2 separate regions of the Homo sapiens genome follow, and region 1 is linked to region 2. Evidence: read pairs that join two places in POLR2A ChIA-PET (ENCODE). Cell type or tissue: A673. All regions are shown on one strand.

Region 1 (5,000 bases), 56 kb before region 2:
GATTAGCAGCTCCGTCCTACAGTTTATAACTGTGTGACCTCAAGCTAGTGCTTCCCCTCTGAGTCGCATTCTCACTGGTCAGGTGGGCCCAGTCATGTATTTGCAGATGGCTAGCAACCTCAGTCTATGCGCGGATTGATTCATTTGTTACACAGAGAGTTACTGAGCTCTTCTCAGGCACCAGGCACCAGGCACCATTCTGGGGTTATCGTGGGCTAACTAGACAAAGACCCTTGTCCCCATGGTGTTTCCATTCCAGTGGGGAAGGCAGATAAGAAACAAGGAAGGCCAGGCGCGGTGGCTCACACCTGTAATCCCAGCACTTTGGGAGGCCGAGGCCAGGCGGATCACAAAGTCAGGTGTTCGAGACCAGTCTGGCCAACATGGTGAAACCCTGTCTCTACTAAAAATACAAAAATTAGCTGGGTATGGTGGCGGGCACCTGTAATCCCCTAGCTACTTGGGAAGCTGAGGCGTGAGACTCGATTGAACCCACGAGGCAGAGGTTGCAGTGAGCTGAGATCGCACCACCGCACTCCAGCCTGGGTGACAGCAAGACTTAAAAAAAAAAAAAAAAAAAAAGGAGGGGGAAGGGAAGGACCAGAAGACTGGAGGGCCAGGGTAGAGCTGATCCCCCATTCACCAGGTGCCTCATTGTGTCTGGCCCTGAGCTGTCTCCCTTTAAGAAAAACCCAGGAAGCTGGCCATCGTTTGTGAACTGAGCCTCAGAGAGGTTAAGCATCAGCCCATAGGCCGTGGCATGAAGCACGGTTGCGGGTGGGGCGTCCGTGCCATGCAAGCCAGGCCCCCACTGTCCCCGCAGATCCAGCAGGCCATCCATGGCAACCTGCAGAAGCACACGGTACTCATCATCGCGCACCGGCTGAGCACCGTGGAGCACGCGCACCTCATTGTGGTGCTGGACAAGGGCCGCGTAGTGCAGCAGGGCACCCACCAGCAGCTGCTGGCCCAGGGCGGCCTCTACGCCAAGCTGGTGCAGCGGCAGATGCTGGGGCTTCAGCCCGCCGCAGACTTCACAGCTGGCCACAACGAGCCTGTAGCCAACGGCAGTCACAAGGCCTGATGGGGGGCCCCTGCTTCTCCCGGTGGGGCAGAGGACCCGGTGCCTGCCTGGCAGATGTGCCCACGGAGGCCCCCAGCTGCCCTCCGAGCCCAGGCCTGCAGCACTGAAAGACGACCTGCCATGTCCCATGGATCACCGCTTCCTGCATCTTGCCCCTGGTCCCTGCCCCATTCCCAGGGCACTCCTTACCCCTGCTGCCCTGAGCCAACGCCTTCACGGACCTCCCTAGCCTCCTAAGCAAAGGTAGAGCTGCCTTTTTAAACCTAGGTCTTACCAGGGTTTTTACTGTTTGGTTTGAGGCACCCCAGTCAACTCCTAGATTTCAAAAACCTTTTTCTAATTGGGAGTAATGGCGGGCACTTTCACCAAGATGTTCTAGAAACTTCTGAGCCAGGAGTGAATGGCCCTTCCTTAGTAGCCTGGGGGATGTCCAGAGACTAGGCCTCTCCCCTTTACCCCTCCAGAGAAGGGGCTTCCCTGTCCCGGAGGGAGACACGGGGAACGGGATTTTCCGTCTCTCCCTCTTGCCAGCTCTGTGAGTCTGGCCAGGGCGGGTAGGGAGCGTGGAGGGCATCTGTCTGCCATCGCCCGCTGCCAATCTAAGCCAGTCTCACTGTGAACCACACGAAACCTCAACTGGGGGAGTGAGGGGCTGGCCAGGTCTGGAGGGGCCTCAGGGGTGCCCCCAGCCCGGCACCCAGCGCTTTCGCCCCTCGTCCACCCACCCCTGGCTGGCAGCCTCCCTCCCCACACCCGCCCCTGTGCTCTGCTGTCTGGAGGCCACGTGGATGTTCATGAGATGCATTCTCTTCTGTCTTTGGTGGATGGGATGGTGGCAAAGCCCAGGATCTGGCTTTGCCAGAGGTTGCAACATGTTGAGAGAACCCGGTCAATAAAGTGTACTACCTCTTACCCCTAACCTCTGACTTCTACTTGGGCCAACTGCCTCATCGCCCAGTTAGGTTTTTCCACCAGACCACGGCTCTCCTCTCAGCCCTCTCTGGTGGAGTTGCAGAGAGACTTTGGGTGGTCCAGGGCCTCCCCCTGTGTCTGGGAGCCCCATCTGCACTCCTCCCATCCCAGGGTCTCTGGTGTAGACATTCCTGTCTGCCTGTCTCCACGGGGATTGCGCAGGGGGATAGAGACGTTGCCTTGAAATCCCAGGGGCCTCTGTGCTTCCCGGGACAGCTGAACTGAGGCCCAACAAATGCCACCTGTTCTTTTCCATCGGGGCCCAGGCACCCGACACCCACCCCAATCCATGCAGTAAAGAAATATTACCCAGGAGGACAGCTCAATCAGCAGGGAGGTTTGGGCCCGGACACAGGAAGACCCCTGCGGTGGTTATTCTTACTTGCTGAATTGTGAAGAACTCTGGGGTCCCAGGAGGAGGGCTCTGTGCCAACTGGTAGAGTAGTATTTCAATTTTTTTTTTTTTTTTTGAGACAGAGCCTTGCTCTGTCACCCAGATTGGAGTGCAGTGGCACAATCTTGGCTTACTACAACCTCCACCTCCCGAGTTCAAGCGATTCTCCTGCCTCAGCCTCCTGAGTAACTGGGACTACAGGCACCCACCACCACACCCGGCTCATTTTTGTATTTTTAGTAAAGATGGGTTTCACTGTGTTGGCCAGGCTGGTCTCAAACTCCTAACCTCAGATGGCCTGCCCACCTTGGCCTCCCTAAGTGCTGGGATTATAGGCGTGAGCCACCGCGCCTGGCCAGCCTTGTCTTTCTCTTATAAAAGCACTTGTCATTGGATTTAGAGGCCACCTAGATAATCCGGGCTGATCTCATCTAGCGGTCCTTTGCATCTGCAAAGACCCTTTTTTCCAAATACGGTCACTTCACAGGTTCAGGGGTTTGACAAGGGAAGCTTTTGGGGGCCACCACTCAGCCTGCTACAGAGGGGAACTTGCAACCTTGGTTGAAGTTAACCTCAGGACTTCCTTTTTGATTTTAGGAAGCAGAGGGGGTTAAGTTTTCAGAGACTTAGCATATCTTCAGATGTTTCCAGAGAAGTTGGAAATTCCAATTTTCATGTGAGATCAGCTGTTTTTTATGTATTGGCTCAAATTATTTTGACAAAACCGAGGACCAACAAGCACATGTGTAGAGGTGGTCTCCAGCCTGTGCATCTCTAGTTTGTAGCGTCAGTGTTGGACATTCCTGTTCTGCAAAGTCCCTCGCAAGGGGCTTCCTGGCCCCAGCCCAGCCCCGTTCCAGTCTAAGCTCCTCTCCCATCTGCCTGTCTCTTCTCATCCCTGCACTTTCAGGCTGAGAATTCCAGATTCTTCTCCCTCTCCTATGGAGTTAGCTCCAGTGCCTTGATTTGTAAACCCACACCCAAAAGTGCGCCATAGGCAGACAAAAGAACCTTCCAGAGACCGAATTACCTTCTTTTTAGGAGGTACATAGGAGTTTTAAAAAAGTAATGTTTAGGCCAGATGCAGTGGCTCATGCCTGTAATCCCAGCACTTTGGGAGGCCAAGGTGGGTGGATCACGAGGTCAGGAGTTCAAGACCAGCCTGGCCAACATGGTAAAACCCTGTCTCTACTAAAAATACAAAAATTAGCCGGGCGTGTTGGCACACGCCTGTAGTCCCAGCTACTCGGGAGGCTGAGGCAGGAGAATTGCTTGAATCCGGGAGGCAGAGGTTTCAGTGAGCCGAGATCACGTCACTGCACTCCAGCCTGGGTGACAGAGCGAGACTGTCTCAAAAAAAAAAAAAGTTTAATTTTGAAATAATTTTAGATTTACAGAAAAGTCACAAAACAATACAGAAAGTTCCCTTATGCCCCACCCCTCACAGTTTCTCTTCTCTTAAAATCCCACAGTACTGGGGTACATTTGTCACAATTAGGAAACCAACATAGCATGTCACTATCAGTGAAACTGCAAGCTGTATTTGTGTGTCACTAGTTTTCTTACTAATGTCCTCTTTCTGTTCCAGTGTCCCACATTACATTTAAGATAGGAGTGTTTTTGTTTGTTTGTTTGTTTGTTTTTAGAGACAGGTTCTTGCTCTATTGCCCAGACTGGAGTGCAGAGGTGCTATCACAGCTCACTGTAGCCTCAACCTTCTGGGCTCAAGTGATCCTCCCACCTCAGCCTTCAGAGTAGCTGGGGCTACAGGTGCACATCGCCATGCCCAGCTAATTTTTTCTTTTGCTTTTTTTTTTTTTGTAGAGACAGGCCTTGCTTTGTTGAACAGGCTGGTCTCAAACCCCTGGCCTCAATCAATCCTCCCACCTTGGCCTCCCAAAGTGTTGAGCTTATAGGCATGAGCCACCACGCCCAGCTAGAGATATAATGTTTTCTTTTGTTTGTTTTATTTTGGCAGGGTTTTTTGTTTTAGTTTTTGAGACAGGATCTCTCTCTGTCATCCAGGCTGGAGTGCAGTGGCACAATCTTAGCTCGCTGCAACCTCTGCCTCCCTGGTTCAAGCGATTCTCCTGCCTCAGTCTTTTGAGTAGCTGGGACTACAGGCGCCTGCCACCACACCCAGCTAATTTTTTTGTGTTTTTAGTAGAGACAGTGTTTCACCATGTTGGCCAGGCTGGTCTTGAACTCCTGGCTTCAAGTAATCCACCTGCCTCGGCCTCCCAAAGTGCTGAGATTAGAGGTGTGAGCCACTGCGCCCAGCCTAATGTTTTTAAAATTGTTTTTATTGCAGCAACATGCAGACAATATAAAACTTATCATTAGTGACATCTAGTACACTTATGATGTTGTGTAACCATCATCATTATCTAATTCCAGGACATTTTCATCACCCTAACAGAAAACCCTATACCCATTAACAGTCACTCCCCAATTCTTCCTCCACACAGCCCCTGGCCGCCAGCATTCTAAAATCTGGCTCTGCAGATTGGCCCCTCTGGCCTTTTCATGTACATGGAACCCTATACTACG
Region 2 (5,000 bases):
GAGGCACGGGAATTGCTTGAACCTGGCAGGCGGAGGCTGCAGTGAGCTGAGATCACGCCACTGCATTCCAGTCTCGGTGACAGAGCGAGACTCTGTCTCAATTTAAAAAAAAAGTTATCGTATTTATATGAAAACATCTGAATACCCAAAGGATATTTAAAAAATCACTGCCAGTTTAACAGTCCTCAGTTGGAGTTTTTTTTTTTTTTTTTTTTTTTTTTTTTTTTTTGAGACGGAGTTTCACTCTTGTTGCCCAGGCTGGAGTGCAGTGGCGCGATCTTGGCTCACTGCAACCTCTGCCTCCCAAGTTCAAGTGATTCTTCTGCCTCAGCCTCCGAGTAGCTGGGATTACAGGCATGTGCCACCATGCCCGGCTAATTTTGTATTTTTCTTAGAGAAGGGGTCTCTCCATGTTGGTCAGGCTGGTCTTGAACTCCTAACCTCAGGTGATCTGCCTGCCTCAGCCTCCCAAAGTGCTGGGATTACAGGTGTGAGCCACCGCACTCGGCCTCAGTTGGAGTTTTATTTGGCCTCTTTTGATGCCTGGTGGCTTATGTGTGTCCTATACAAAACAAATTGCCTTTTTTCCCCAGACCCCAGAAATGTGGACACGTGAGTTGTCTTTATTATAGTCCACGCTTTCCTTGTGTTCTTCTCCTCTAGGACTTTCTAATATATAGGACAAGTGATTTTGACTTGACTTAAACCCTACGGAAATAAGATTTTGTTTGTAGATGCATTTGTATGGTGAAACTGGAGCAAAAGTCTTCAGCTTAGCGGTATGTATCAGCAGGGAGCTTTGAAGGCAGCATCCATGCCTGGCCCCTCCTGAAGAGCTCAACAGGTAGGGGTTGGTCGGGACATTGAGATTTGTAACAGCAGCCTCCCTACTCCCCAGTAAACGGGGATCGTAAGGCACAGCCGAGGCTGAGACTGCTGTGGGGTAGTCTAGGCCGCCTGCTGGAATGTCGGTCGGTGCTGCATTGAGCGCTGTCTTTCAAGTGGTTGCGTGGGAGACCTGCACTTGCTGTGTGCTACCTTGACTGAGGACTTTTGAGGAAATTCTGTTTGACAATTACTTTAAGGTCCAGCGTGACACCCTCCCTCAGACTTAGTCTCTAGTGACTTTCTGATGGGAGCGCCTCTGCTTCATCAAGGATTGGAGGCACTTAGCTCTCAACAAACTTAGGTCGCTTTTTTTCCTCCACAGTTTTGTTACCTCCCTTATTTGCCAGGCTTGGCTTTGAGTGAATCTTGGCTTTTTTGGGGTTGTGGGGGGCTCTCTGATTCATTCAGCAGATCTTCACTGAGTGGCAGATGTGTGCAAAGTGCTTGGGATGCCAAAGACAAGTGTGTCGTCTGTATTTAGTGTTGGGACAGACAGTGATTGAGACAACAGATTTAATCTTCACTGATGACAGTGATGATGCCACGAAAGACATGGGCGCTGACAGAGGGTGGCTGCTGGTGTAGGCAGGATGGTTAGGGACCTCCTTTCTCAGAACTGACCGGGAAGGGATGGTGGGGACCAGGCCATTTGGGGCCTCACAGATCAGGGCTGATGAGTTTGGCTCCATTTATGCTTGACTCAGTTTATTTGAGGGTGGGAGCACTCCTGTTTCTCAGAATTCCCTGTGCCTAACCCCAGGCGTGGCAGATAATACTCGCTCAGTAAATGTTTATTGAACAAATGATTGATTGAGAGTGATGGAACACACAGAACTGTGGGTCTGGGAGCAGGAGCGCGAGGCCTGTCTCTGAATGCAGCCTGGACAATGTGCCCTTCTCCTCATCCGCCAGGTGAGACCAGCAGGAGAAAGCCATCTCAGCAGTGGTTGGTGGTTGTATTTACAGTTAAATTTTATTTTGAGATGCTCATAGTTTCACATGCAGTTGAAAGAATACAGAGAGATCCTGTGTCCCCTTCTCCCAGCTGCCCCCTGGGTAACATCTGGTGAAATTCAACGCACTCTCAGCACCAGGATCGGGGCACTGATACTGCCAGGACACAGAACATCAGGACGGCTCCGTCCCCGTGCAAATCCGTCATGTCGGCCTTTTATAGTCCCACACACACCGCTAATCTGTTCTCTATTTTTGTGATTTTGTATTTCAAGGGTGTTGTGTGCATGGGGTCATGGAGTGAGTGGCCCTTTGGGGTTGGCTGTTTTCCTTCAGTGTGATTCCCTAGAGCGTTCTCAGTCCCGCCAGTCAAGTTTCTTCCTTTTGCTGCTGAGTGGTATTTTGCGGCCTGGCTGGCCTGCAGCTTGTTTAACCATTCACCTGTTAAAAGACACCTGGGCTGCGTCCAGATTTTAGTTGTTACAAATAAATGTTGCTCTCAACAGTCCTGAGCAGGTTTTTGTTGAATATAAGTTTTCATTTCTCTGATATAAATGCCCAAGAGTACAACTTCTGGGTCATAGGGTAGTTACGTATTCAGCTTTATTAAAAAGTGCCTGTTTTCCAGAGTGGCCATACAGTGGTTTTTGTTTGTTCTTTTAAATGACTTAACAATGGAAGGAAAGACGCTTCTGCATGGCCTGGCATAGAAAGCCCATGGAGAGCCGCCCTGTGGGTGGGGAAGCGGGTGACGGGAGCCCCACTGCTTACCAGAAACCCGAGTGAAACTGCGTCTTTCCAGTCCCAAGATTCTCCTTTTTTGCTAAAGGCATCAGAAGAGATGAAAGCATTTCTACCACCCACATTTCGAGGACACTCCTAGCTTTTACTTTAGAGTTGGGAGAGAGGTTTGGTTTTCATTGTCATTTAAATCCTGTTGGGTTTCAGCAGAGCCTGATCTTTAGGGCCCTGGGTGCAGCTGTTGTCTGGAGATGCAGATCACTGTCTGCTGAAAAGAGCCCTCCTGCTGGGGTTAGGGATCTCCTGATTGAGGCATGGATCCAAGGGCTTCTTTCTTTGTTCTCTGATTCCCTGAGGCTCTTCCTTGTGTGTGTGGTGCGTGTGCACTCGTGTGAGCGCACCAGGAACTATGACAGCAATCAACGGGTATGACTGGGGGTGGGGAGCAGAGGCAGCATGGCCAGGAATCTATACTCGAGCTACTAAGAGGAAGGAAGTCGCAGCAAAAATAGCCTGGGTGGGGTGGTAGAAAATATTAAGGGGAAAATGAGATGACTGGGGTGGCGTTGAAGAAGAGCTGCTTAAAGAGAAACAGGGACACACGCTGGGTAAGGAATCGCATGCTGTTGAAACTGACGGTGTGGAAGGAAAGTGAGGTGGCGGCGGCTGGGCTGTGGTAGAGGAAGCCGATCACCAGTGAGTGAAAAGGGAACTAGGGTACCCACGCGTTTGTGTTTTTTATTTAAACTTTGGCTAAGTTTTGCTAGGAGCGTTTTGCCTTTTTTTCTCAGACCTTCTACTCCTGTCGTTCTCCCCTAAGTTCTGGGCATGTGGCTTCTTCTCTACCTACCAGGGTAGCCTGTCATTGCTTTAAAGGACAAAATGAAATCCCTGATGGGCAAAATATGTCCCCCCTCTTCCCCCAGCTTTTGGTCGGCTTTGCTCACCCACCAACAGCTAGGAGCTGGAAGGCTCAGAAGAGCTGGGGTGGGCATGGGAGAGACAGAGGAACCCCGGTGGCTGGAAACACAGTTCCTTCCCAGGGTCTCTTCAGCTTGCTGGTTGGACCTCTTAGCCTGCTTATGAAGCCTGAATTGACATCATGCCAACTGGTCTCCTGCTGATAAGTGATTCCTTAACTTCCTCGGGAGCAGCAGAAACTTGTTTTGAAAAAAATCAGATTCTAAATCTTTACAGCTGTTTACTTCTGCAAGCACAATGGCCGTAGTAAGGAATTCAAGTCACAGCGCAGCCGTGGCAGGGAAGGCTCTGCATGGAGTCACAGGACAAAGCCTGTCCTGGAAACGTGCTGGAAGGAAGTCGGCCTCATTCTTTACGACGGGCAGCAGCTCCAAATGAGAAACCAAGGGGCTTGGCTCTGGGTCAGTAGCATCTGCCTGGCATGCGGTGCCAGCTGTGGAGACCAGTGAGGTGGCAGCAGCTGCACTGGGCTCCTGGGGTGTGCGTGGGGACCTCAGGGGTTTAGGAGCTGATATACTTTTGGTTCTCATCATCTTGTGTGTTCCTTGCAGACACAGAATGTTCAGCTTAACAAAGAAATGACACTTGCCAGCAACCGGAGCCTGGCAGAAGGAAACCTTTTGTACCAGCCCCAGCTGGACACGTTGAAAGCACGCTTGACCCAGAAATACCAGGAACTCCAGGTTCTCTTTGAAGCCTATCAGATAAAGAAGACCAAATTAGGTAACTTTTTAAGGGTGATCATTCGAGAATAAAGAGTTGAGAGAAGGACACATTTTCAAGCTATTGCCCTACCAGGAAAGAAATATTACGGAAAAATTTCAGGTTAAGATAGCGACTCTACTGCAATGAACAAATAGCTTATGTATATTATTTATTTATTTTTAGAGACAGGGTCTTGCTCTGTCAGACTGGAGTGCAGTGGCGCAACCATGGCTCAGCACGACCTCCTGGGCTCAGGTGATCCTCCTGTCTCAGCCTCCTGAGTAGCTGGGACCACAGGTGTGCACTACCCCAAGCAGGCTAGTTTTTCATTTTTTTGCAGAGAGGTTGTCTTGCTATGTTGCCCAGGCTGGTCTTGAACTCAAGCCATCCTCCTGCCTTTGCCTCACAAAGTGCTGCTATTACAGACATGAGCCACTGTATTGGACTAGTTTATGTATGGAATATGGAGGGCCCCCAGACCTGCGGCCTCTCTGCACTTGCGGTTCGAGAGGGCAGGGTGTATAGCAGGACTGCCCCCTCCTCCCAGTGGCCCTGACTGGTGGCGGTGACTGCTGAGGTCAGCCCAGGTCCACACGCACCTCCAGGGTCTGCAGTGTGAAGCAGGTTGCAGAAACGTGGGTACCTCGGGGCAGTTACCAGAAAAGGGGCTGGAGATTAGGAGGAAGCCAGCCAGTTTAGCAGTCACCAGTTTAGAAGAGGAGACTTAACCA

What was found. Peaks named below come from ENCODE experiments on the same cell type or tissue, not always from the same donor. Only the 100,000 strongest peaks of a DNase experiment are listed, where the experiment ranks them.
Region 1: POLR2A ChIA-PET joins it to region 2 with 5 read pairs; 5 of 35 experiments call an interaction of 5 or more read pairs at or near these places.

What each region holds. Positions count from the first base shown.
Region 1 is chr12:122,925,995-122,930,994 of GRCh38, reverse strand. It overlaps ABCB9 (ATP binding cassette subfamily B member 9), which reads left to right. Exons shown (of 12, transcript NM_019625.4): 12 at 824-2,003. The coding sequence ends at 1,084. Among named protein-coding and RNA genes, the nearest start is that of VPS37B, 32 kb to the right of the region's middle. RefSeq lists an enhancer at 577-1,077. In A673, no CTCF peak of the experiment used is centred here; a DNase peak (open chromatin) is centred at 2,434; H3K27ac peaks cover 801 bases.
Region 2 is chr12:122,870,177-122,875,176 of GRCh38, reverse strand. VPS37B (VPS37B subunit of ESCRT-I) reads left to right here. Exons shown (of 4, transcript NM_024667.3): 2 at 4,116-4,287. Among named protein-coding and RNA genes, the nearest start is that of VPS37B, 23 kb to the left of the region's middle. RefSeq lists enhancers at 1,451-1,957, 2,467-2,973, 2,775-3,064, 2,974-3,481. In A673, no CTCF peak of the experiment used is centred here; DNase peaks (open chromatin) are centred at 2,906 and 3,696; H3K4me3 peaks cover 1,804 bases; H3K27ac peaks cover 3,768 bases.